Linked DNA regions of Homo sapiens: region 2 is linked to region 1. A link is an interaction called in ENCODE POLR2A ChIA-PET data of the cell type or tissue named here. Cell type or tissue: CD4-positive, alpha-beta T cell. All regions are shown on one strand. Each heading gives the region's core, and the rest is flanking DNA. Links, peaks and the distances in the headings are about the cores only. Region 1 overlaps ANKRD11 (ankyrin repeat domain containing 11). Region 2 overlaps SPG7 (SPG7 matrix AAA peptidase subunit, paraplegin).

The links. Peaks named below come from ENCODE experiments on the same cell type or tissue, not always from the same donor. Only the 100,000 strongest peaks of a DNase experiment are listed, where the experiment ranks them.
Region 2: POLR2A ChIA-PET joins it to region 1 with 11 read pairs; 3 of 35 experiments call an interaction of 5 or more read pairs at or near these places.

What each region holds. Positions count from the first base shown.
Region 1 is chr16:89,400,320-89,405,688 of GRCh38, forward strand. All of the region lies in intron 2 of ANKRD11 (ankyrin repeat domain containing 11), which reads right to left. The region is part of intron 1 of LOC128462377; the gene reads right to left. Among named protein-coding and RNA genes, the nearest start is that of ANKRD11, 88 kb to the right of the region's middle. RefSeq lists enhancers at 1,069-1,569, 1,570-2,070, 4,720-4,769. In CD4-positive, alpha-beta T cell, for the core only: no CTCF peak of the experiment used is centred there; DNase peaks (open chromatin) are centred at 2,862 and 5,072.
Region 2 is chr16:89,536,598-89,541,966 of GRCh38, forward strand. The region is part of intron 9 of SPG7 (SPG7 matrix AAA peptidase subunit, paraplegin); the gene reads left to right. Among named protein-coding and RNA genes, the nearest start is that of RPL13, 21 kb to the right of the region's middle. In CD4-positive, alpha-beta T cell, for the core only: no CTCF peak of the experiment used is centred there; no DNase peak of the experiment used is centred there.

The DNA of each region.
Region 1 (5,369 bases), core at 88-5,087:
TCCCTGCGCTGGGGGACGGTCATCTGCTGCCCCAGGCTTCCCTGCGCTGGGGGACGGTCATCTGCTGCCCCAGGCTTCCCTGCGCTGGGGGACGGTCATCTGCTGCCCCAGGCTTCCCTGCGCTGGGGGACGGTCATCTGCTGCCCCAGGCTTCCCTGCGCTGGGGGCCGGTCATCTGCTGCCCCAGGCTTCCCTGCGCTGGGGGATGGTCATCTGCTGCCCCAGGCTTCCCTGCGCTGGGGGCCGGTCATCTGCTGCCCCAGGCTTCCCTGCGCTGGGGGCCGGTCATCTGCTGCCCCAGGCTTCCCTGCGCTGGGGGATGGTCATCTGCTGCCCCAGGCTTCCCTGCGCTGGGGGCCGGTCATCTGCTGCCCCAGGCTTCCCTGCGCTGGGGGCCGGTCATCTGCTGCCCCAGGCTTCCCTGCGCTGGGGGATGGTCATCTGCTGCCCCAGGCTTCCCTGCGCTGGGGGCCGGTCATCTGCTGCCCCAGGCTTCCCTGCGCTGGAGGCTGGTCATCTGACGGGAACCCCTGCAGCCACCTGGACCAGCTGCACACACCTTGGACGCCTGTCGCCCTCCACCCTCTGCAGACACCCTCTCACAGGCTCCACCCTGCTCGGGTTCACAGACACATCCCCCGTCTGCCCCGGGGCTGCCTGGCATGGCACCCAAGACCAAGATGGAAAGGGAGGCCCCGCGTGTGGGTGGACAAATCCACAACACGCTGGCCCTCAAGTTGTCTCAGTAATGTTATATATTTCTCTCTCCCCCCCACCCGCCCTCCCCCTCCCCAGAGGGAGTCTTGTTCTGCTGCTCAGGCTGGAGTGCAATGGTGTGATCTCGACTCATTGCAACCTCTGCCTCCCAAGTTCAAGCAATTCTCCTGCCTCAGCCTTCCAAGACGGCCGCCACCACGCCCGGCTAACATTTGGATTTTTAGTAGAGACCGGGTTTCGCCATGTTAGCCAGGCTGGTCTCGAACTCCTGACCTCGTGATCCACCCACCTTGGCCTCCCAAAGTGCTGGGATTACAGCACGAGCCACTGCGTCTGGCATTAAATTTCTCTCTTGATTATGCAGCCACTAAATATCACGCTGGGATAATGGGAAATTAATGCTAAGCTTTAAAATGCAGAATGTGAAGCCTTATATCCAGAGTAATCCTTATTTTGTAAAAAGTACATGATATATTCAACATTTTAGATTTACATGTTTTATCTTGGGTGGAAGGATTACAGGCGATTTTTACTTTCTTCTCTATGCTTTATTTACTGGTGTTATGAGTTGAAATGTGTCCCCCAAGAATGGTATGTTGAAGTCCTAGCCCCCCAACACCACAGACGATGGCCTTCCTGGGAAACATGGTCTTTGCAGATGATCCAGGTGAGATCGCTAGGGTGGGCCCTCACCCCACAGAACTAGCTTCCTTCTACAAAGGGCAGACGTGGACACTGAGCTGTGCACGCAGGGAGAACGCTGGGTGAAGAGGGAGGCGGAGATCGTGGTGATGCGTCTACAAGCCCGGGCGCACCAGAGACTCCCCCATCCCCCAGAACCCGCCGGGCACACCAGAGACTCCCCCATCCCCCAGAACCTGGAGAGAGGCCTGGAGCAGATGCCCGCCCCCACCCCTCCAGCACCGCAGAAGGAACCGGCCCTGCAGACAGCTTGGTCTCAGAGCCGTGGGAGAACAGATCCTTGCTGTGAAAGCTCCTGGTCTGTGGTGATTTATCACGGCAGCCCCGAAAGACCCCCACACCAAGTTTCACTCTCTGTCCATGGACCTCTTTAATGGAAATCCTGACTTTTCCATAAGGCACTGAATCTGTGTAACTTTTAGAGTAAGGAGGACGACCTACAGTTCACTGCATGAAAGCACAGCCCTTCCAACAAAGGCAGGCGAAATGTGGAACCAATTATATCTGGGTGCCTACACGTGACGTACGCCAGTTCTTTGTAGAAAGAACGAGGCTTGTCTCAGCGATACTAATGTACAGTTCACATGAACTCCTAACCTTAGCCAGCCACAATAAGGTATCTGGGATTGAGCGCTTATTTAAATCGGTAGGCACATCAATTTAAATTTAGGTAGTAGCTCAGCCTGTACCTAACACATGAGGAAGCCGAGGCGGGAAGATCGGTTGACTCCAAGAGTTCAAGAGCATCCTGGGAATGACAGGGAGACCCCGCCTCTAGAAAAACATTTAAAAATTGCTGCGTATGGTGCCGCACACCAGCAGAGTCCCAGCTACTCGGGAGGCTGAGGTGGGAGGATTGGTTGAGCCTGGGAGTTCAAGCCTTGAGTGAGCTGTGGGTGGGGGGGGCAGCACTGCAGGGTGAGGTGAAGGGGGTGGTTCTGCGGGAGGAGGTGAGGTGGCTCTGCGAGGTTAGGAGAGGGGGCAGGGGCTCTGTGGGGTGAGATAGGGGGTATCTGCAGGGTGAGGTGAGGGGACAGCTCTGTGGGATGAGGTGAGGTGGGGGTTCTGCGGAATGAGGTTGGGGGGGCGGCACTGCGGGAGGAGGTGGGCGGGGTGGGGCCTGCAGACCCTCCAGGCTCTCCCGGGGGAAGGAGCCCCATCAGGGCCAGCACTGCGCCACTCCCAACAAAGCAGGCAACCTAGCCTGCCAGTGGAGACCTCTTTTCCGCCTGGGCTCCAGCTCTAGAGCAAGGCCAGTCACCTCAGCCCCACCATCAAACACCAGGCTCCACATGGGCACTGCCTCGCTCAACTGCGTGGTGGCGGGTGGCCTGGAACGCTGCTGTCATCACTGCACGTGGACACATCATCAACCTCTCAGCGTGACGTGCCCTCGTGCTTTCAGGTAAAACACTACAGAGAAACTTCCTGTTGGCAGGTGGACCCCGCACTCCCTAGGGCCTGATCCGCTCCCTCTCTTCTGCTTTACGGGCACTGACAGGAAGTATCTGATGCGCACTCACTCACACCAGCCACGCACATGTTGTGAGCAATCCTGTGTGGCCTGCTCCCCCCTCCTGACCGGCCCCTCCTGACTGGCCCCAGCACCGCGTGGAAGAACATGGAGGAGCTCATCTGTCTGAGGATAGGAAGCAGCAGAGCACACGCAGGTGAGGGCAGAGCGGGGAACCCAAGTCCCGAGGAAGTTTCTCAGTAAGCGAGGCCCCGCGCTCTGGGAGGGCACCCCCAGGAAGCCCACACATAAAGCAACTGGACACACGCTCAACTACGACTGGGCAATGACAGTAGCTTAAAAAAAAAAAGTACACCACCAAACAGACAAAGACCAGAGACCACTTACATAAAAGCCCTGCTGCCTCCCCGGGAAGGGATTTCAAAACACTTCTTTAGGTGAGCACGACAGCACGTGCCTTTAATCACAGCTACTCAAGAGGCTGAGGCAGGAAGATGACTTGAGGCCATAAGTTTGAGGCCAATCTGGGCAACAGAGCAAGCCCACCTCTAAAAAAGTAAAAATAAAAAAATTAGGCGGGTGTGGTGACATGCGTCTGGAGTCCCAGCTACTCGGAAGGCTGAGGAAGGGGCATCATTTCAGTCCAAGAGTTGAGGCTGCAGTAAGCCATGACTGCACTCCAGCCTGGTCAACAAAGCAAGACTTGTCTCTTAAAAAAGCAAAACAACAACACATCTTTATATTATAGGGCACAGAAAGGAGCAAGATTATAAAACTAAAATAGGGTGAAAGAATGCAAGAGACTCAGAACTATGGCAAACTTATAACTAAAATTCCAAACTACAGGAAACTCTCAGAGCAAACGCTGCATCACATAAGCTGCTAGCCCGGCACATGATTGTGAAGAATCAGGAGTCCTCTCAGCACCAACAGACAGTCATGGACACAGCCCACAGGTGGCTCGACCCACCAGCCTCAGGCAGCATGGGGTTGAGAGGGGAAGCCCAGTTTGGCCGACTGTAGAACCCTGTTCTAGTCTCCTATCCACCCTCACCAAGGCACTAAATCACCAGCAAAGACTCTGAGAACATCAACATCTGTGTAACTAAGGAAAATGGAAGTGCAGGAAGGAATACATTTTTGTAATCAAAGGGCATGAAAAAAATTGCCTTCACTGAAAACACTGAAAAGGTACAACCCTATTATGTCTCCTGCTAGGAAAAATTTTCCTCTGCTTTTAAAGGATTAATAGCCACAAAATATTATTTTGTTATTCTGGTGTCCTCCAGAAAATGAGCCAACAGTTTGAAGGGTATGGGGTAAAGAGAAGAGAAGGAAAAGCTGCTTTTGAAAACACTGTTGACTCGCAAAGTTACCAGCACTCTATCAGGCTAATGCCTAGGTCAGGAGAAGACAGACGCAGTCACTACTATGGATCCTGAGGGCGAGAAACTCTGGATGCCACAAAGTGGCATGTTCAACCTTCCTACAAGCACACAGAGGTGAAGCCTGGAGAACAGGCAGGGACAGGCCCAGCTGGCCATGTGCTCAGCCACGCCTACCTCGCAAGGTCATTCTGAGGATGAAGGCATCATGGATCCAAATGCCACCTTGACGCTGAATGTACTACACAATAAAAGAACCACTGTAAATCACACTATTGACTCTTGCTTGGTTGATGTTCTTTCCTTTACAGTAAAGTGAACTCGTGGACAAACATCGTGTCCACAGACCACCATAAATGTAGTTTGTTGTTTTAAATAAAACTGAAATCAGACTTCCAAAAAGAAACATCTAAAAACTTCTCCTCTCCCATCCCACCAGAGCCATGGCCCACAACACAGCCCGACGCCCCGTCACACGCTCTCACAGGACAACTGCCCACACCAGTTAACCTGGTGTCACGGTGGAGGCGAGGTTGCGGTGAGTGGAGATCACGCCATTGCACTCCAGCCTGGGCGACAGAGCAAGACTCCATCTCAAAAAAATAAATAAATAAAAAATCTTGTGGAAGGAGGTACCACATATGCGGTCTGTTGTGGAACAAAATGCCGTTACGTGGGGCATGACTGTATTCTGTAGGGCACATTTGCAAAACAGCTCCTCTAGTCACATAGGTAACTGTTTTTGAGACAAGTTCTGGCTCTGTCACGCAGGCTAGAGTGCAGTGGTGTGATATGAGCTCACCGTAGCCTCGACCTCCTGGGCTCAGGCGATCCTCCCACCTCGGCTTCCCCAACTAGCTGTGACTACAGGCACGTGCCACCACACCTGGCTCATTTTTTTTTTTTTTTTTTTTTGGTAGAGACAGGGTTCTCACTATGTTGTCCGGGCTGGTCTCGAACTCCTGGGTTGCAGCAATCCTCCCGCCTCAGCCTCCCAAAGTGCTGGGATTACAGGCCTGAGCCGCCATGCCCGGCTTTCTAGGTAACTTTCCTATCAGCCTTCCTGACTGCTGCAGATAAGGCATGTTCTC
Region 2 (5,369 bases), core at 206-5,205, 140 kb after region 1:
GTGAGGTGAGGTGGGTGAGGCGGGTGAGGGCGGGTGAGGCGGGCGAGGTGGGCGAGGCAGGCGAGGCGGGTGAGATCGGGCGAGGCGGGCGGCTGCGCTGCTCTGGCTGTGTGGCGTGGACACCAAGGTCTTCGTCCTGTGAGTCTGCGGCCTTCTTCTCCAACCAGGTGCCTCTCTTGACCAGCTACCCTCCCAGGGGACCATGAGGAAGCTCAGAGGAAAGACCCCCGCCTGCTCCTGTCTCACGGAGCCCACAGGGTCACGGAGGGCAATGGAGGGTCATTCGCTCTGCTGGGGTTGCCTTTTGCACTGAAGATAGAGACCACCTTTTTGAGTGACTTGAGCCCAAAGGCAAGCGTATATCAAACGATCTTCTCCACATAACCTCTCTGTGCCATCATAAGAATAGCTGCTTCCGCCCCCGGATTTGCTCAGGCCTGGGAATCCGCTGACTGAAGGCCTCTTGTTGAGTGCCAGCTCTAAACAAGTCCCTTTATGCAGAGCCACAGCTGTGCATGCTCAGCCCTGCCGAGGTCCCAGGCCAGGCTTTGTTGCTTCCGTTCATGGAAGCGCACAGGATAGGGCCGACGCTGTGCCGGTCGTGGGGAAATCTCACTGGGGAAGAGAAAAGCCCAAGCCTTGTTGGTTACGTCAGCCGGTCCATGGCGGTGTCCTGCGGACCCCAGAGCCCCCGGGAAGGGCGCAAGTCAAAGAGCACTGGAGGCACCGCCGGCGATGGACGTCCAGGTCCCGGCTCCTGTGCTGGAAAGCGTTGATGGGGAGCGTCGGCGCTGACCACACGCGGGAGCTGCGGAAGCCCAGCGGTTCACACAGGCCTCCCTTCAACGTAGTCATCCCCTGGTGGTGGAAGCAAGACGACGGCCCCTGACGTGCAGCCACACACAGAAAAGGCTGCTGTGAACATTTTATGCTTCGACTTTTTTTTTCTTCAGAGACAGGGTGTCGTTCTGTCGCCCAGGCTGGAGTGCAGTGCCACCATCATAGCTCACTGCAGCCTCCACCTCCTAGGCTCAAGCTTCCTAAGTAGTTGGGACTCAAGGCTTGAGTCACCATGCCAGGCTCTGTTTTTTCAGTCTGTGAAAAATAAAGTCATCAGCATGTGAGCTTGGCAGTGCTTGCCGTGAGCTCTTTCAGGTCCAGGCTCCCAGTGTCTGGGCAGTGAATGAGGTCCTGGGAAGCTGGGGTCCTGGTCCTGGTCCCAGTGTGACCCGGGACACCCCTACCTTTGTCCTTAATGTGGCAGTAAATGTATCAAGCACGCTCTGCCCTGGGAGCCGTGGACTGCCTGCCAGGTGGGTAGATGGGCGCTGGCAGAGGGAGAAGCTGAGGCCCAGCAGGAGCCGGCCGTCTGACTCACAACTCACGCCCGCCGACTGCCCCTGTACTTCCCTGGGGGTTGCGAGCACTGCCGAGCCCTGGGTGACGCTGGTGTGGCCAGGCTGGAGCGCAGAGAACCACACTTGGGGTTCAGAGTGTGTTCTCCCACTCAGAAGCATTGGCTCTGCCGGGAGCGGGATGGGGATGCAGCTTTCTTCCCCATTTTAGACCTCAGGTTGGAAGGGCGCACTCAGGTGGCAGCAGCCACTTCGGGTTGGGCGTCTCGTGCTGTCCTGGTGCGTTGAGACATCCCTCAAAGAAAGCACGAGTACCCTCCACACCCACATAGCCAGGGCATCCACTGTCACCACTCCATGTGGAAGTCCTGTTGGTAAAATCTTGACAAGAGCCATTTAGAGAGCACGGGGGGAAATTCTCCCAGGTCCAAGCAGAATGGACAGTGAGCCTGGGGGACGGATGGACAGGAGGAGGCCTGGGCTTCTGGGCTCCGCAGGCAGGGAGGGGCCGGCAGTGTGGCTTATTCCCCGGGTGGACGAGGAGCCCTGGGCTTCTGGGCTCCGCAGGCGGGGAGGGGCCGGCAGTATGGCTTATTCCCACTTGAGTCAGCTCTTGAGCACTTGCTCGTGGCCCAGAGGTGATGCTGCTGTTTCTGCCCTCTGTCCTCTCAGAGGAAGTGGGTGCTGGTTCAAGGATCTCAGGCTCTGAGCGGGAGAGCGGGGTCAGGTCTAGCTTCTGTCCGTGGCTTGCTCCCTGTGGTGCTGCCTCTGCCTGCCCTGCCGTCTTCCACATGCGTCTCCAACAGGGAATGGAAGGAGCCTCTGACCCAAAAACATCCCCCAAACTGTCGGGTCCTGCGGCAAGTTGAGGGCCTCTCAGGGGTCCTGTCTGCGGCCCTGTGGGAAGTGAGGCTGTGGCAGCCGGTCCTTTATCCTGAGTTTGGTTGCTTGTTTTTTGGACAATGTCTTAGGTCCCAGTGATGGTGGACCAGCAGGCAGCCCTGAACACTGAGGATACTGTGGGAAACCCAGGCAGGAGCTAAGGGGTGGGAGCTCAGGGCTTGGGGGTGCAGATCTCGAGGCCCAAGGGGCCATTTTCCCAGTGGGTGTCTTGACTGAGTTCTGAGTGTTTTCCAGGGCTCTGAACACAGCCCTTTTTTGGACATGTGGTTTACGCACTCTATGTGTCCCTTGTCCTTTCACCCTCTAACGGGGAACAGCAAAAGCTGCTCATTTTGATAAAGTTCAGTTTATCAATTTTTGCTTTTATAGATCTCGTTTTTACTGTGAAGTCTAAGAACTGTTTGCCCGCCGGGCATGGTGGATCACCTGAGGTCAGGAGTTCAAGACCAGCCTGGCCAATATGGAGAAACCCCATCTGTACTAAAAATACAAAATTAGCCGGGTGTGGTGGCGTGTACCTGTAATCCCAGCTACTTGGGAGGCTGAGGCAGGAGAATCGCTTGAACCCGGGAGGCGGAGGTTGCAGTGAGCCAAGATCGCACCATTGCACTCCAGCCTGGGCAAAAAAGAGCGAAACTCCTTCTCAAAAAAACAAATAAATAAAAGAACTGTTTGCCTATTCCTAGATCCTAAAGATTTTCTCCTGTGGGTTTCTTTTTTCTTTTCTTTGAGACAGAGTCTTGCTCTGTCACCCAGGCTGGAGTGCAGTGGTGCGATCATGGGTCACTGCAGCCTCAGCCTCTGGGACTCAAGCCGTCCTCCCGTCTCAGCCTCCTGAGTAGCTGGGACCACAGGTGTGTGCACCAACATGCCTGGCTAATTAAAAAAGAATTTTTTTTGTGTAGTTGGGGGTCTCACCTTGTTGCCCAGCCTGCTCTTGAACTCCTGGGCTCAAATGATCTTTTCACCTCAGCTCCTCAAAGTGTGGGGAATACAGGTGTGAGCCCCCATGCCTGGCCTCTCATGGGTATCTTATAGAAGTTTTATATTTAATCCATGATCTTATTTTAAGTTAACGTCTACATGAAGTGGGAGGTTTGGTCAGGTTCATTTTCTGCCTGTGGAAAAGTGCTCCAGCCCCACTGGTCTGAAATGCTGTCTTCTTTCCACCAAGTTGTGCTTGCACCTTTGCCGGAGCTCAGGTGCATGTGGGGGTCTGTGCTGGCTCTGTGAGTCTGTCCTTCCGCACACAACTGGTCTCTCGCTTCTGTGAGACGAGAGCAGGTGGAGTGATTCCTCCCACTTTGTTCTTTACCAGAATTGTTTCAGCTATTCCTTTGCCTTTTCCTGTAATTTTTAGAATACGCTTGTTCCTATCTACCAAAGTATCTTGCTGAGATTTTGATAGGAACACACACCTCTTAGGAGAGCTAGAGTAAAGAGCAGTGACCGGCCCAGATCTGGGCCATACGTGTGATCCCAGCATTTTGCGCGTCTGAGTTGGAAGCATTACTTTAGCCCGGGAGTTTGAAACCAGCCTGAGCAACATAGTGAGATTCTGTCTCTAAAAAAATACAAAAATTAGCTGGCAGTGGTGGTGCGCACCTGTAGTCTTAGCTGCTCAGAAGATTGAGGTGGGAGGATCACTTGAGCCTGGCAGTTCGAGGCTACAGGGAGCCGTGGTCACCCCACTGCACTCCAGCCTGGGCAACAGGGCGAGACCCCATCTCAAAAACAAAACAAAACTCAAAAAACAGTGACAACACCACACGCTGCTGAGGATGCAAAGAAACCAGATCCCTTGTACGCTGCTGATGGGGGTGTGACGTGGTGCAGCCTCACTGGGAAACAGTTTGGCAGCTTCTTAAAAAACTAAACGTGTGCTCACCATGTGACCCCGTGTCCACATGCGCTCACCACATGACCCCGCATCCACCCTCCTGGGTGCTCATCCCAGGAAAGCAAAGACTTAGGCTCACACGAAATGCCTGGGCGCCGACGCTCATTTACCTGTAATAGCTAAAAACTGGAAGTGACCCAGGTGCCATTCAGTGGCTGAGAGCTGAAACTGGTGTATCCTTATCACAGTGTTCTACGCAGAAATAGAAGAGCTGAAACTGGTGTATCCTTATCACGGCGTTCTACACAGCGACTAGAAGAGCTGAAACTGGTGTATCCTTATCACGGTGTTGTACGCAGAAATAGAAGAGCTGAAACTGGTGTATCCTTATCACGGTGTTGTACGCAGAAATAGAAGAGCTGAAACTGGTGTATCCTTATCACGGTGTTCTACGCAGAAATAGAAGAGCTGAAACTGGTGTATCCTTATCACGGTGTTCTACGCAGAAATAGAAGAGCTGAAACTGGTGTATCCTTATCACGGTGTTCTACGCAGCAATAGAAGAGCTGAAACTGGTGTATCCTTATCATGGTGTTCTATGCAGCAGTAGAAGGAAACTTTCTTCCTGCAGCAACAAGGAAATGACGCAAAGTGAGAAGAGCCAGGCTTAGTATCGTATGACTCCACTTGTACGAAATTGTCAAAATAACAAAATTCTGGGGATGGAGAACGGGTTACTGGTTGTCAGCAGTTAGGGGAGGTCTCCAGGGAGGAGGGATGCCTCTGGGGAGGGCGGTTCTGTGTCTTGAGGGGAGATGCTCGTTATGTGAACGTGCGTGTGACACAGGTGTCCATCTGTGGAGCACACACACAGGTGAGAGCACATAGGAGTGGGGGCATCTGAGCAGGGGCCTGGCGTTTCCATGTCAGTCTCCTGGCTTTGCCTTTGTTTTGCAGCTACTGAACGCACAGCTGCTGGGGGACCAGGGCCAAAGGGACTGCTCTGTGCTGTTTTTGCAATTTGTTGTGTGTCTGTTACCATCAGAATACAAAACTTAAAAAGTCACACCAGGGATCCGGTCCCAGAAAGTCCGTATCCTGAAACCGCATGTCCCTGACACATAGCTGCCCAGGGGGAGCATGTGTCCAGTCCCAGGAAGTCTGTATCCTGAAACCACATGTCCCTGACACATAGCGGCCCGGTAGGGAGCACGTGCCCTGCAGGGTGGCCACCCTGATACATAGCGGCCCGGTGGGGAGCACGTGCCCCG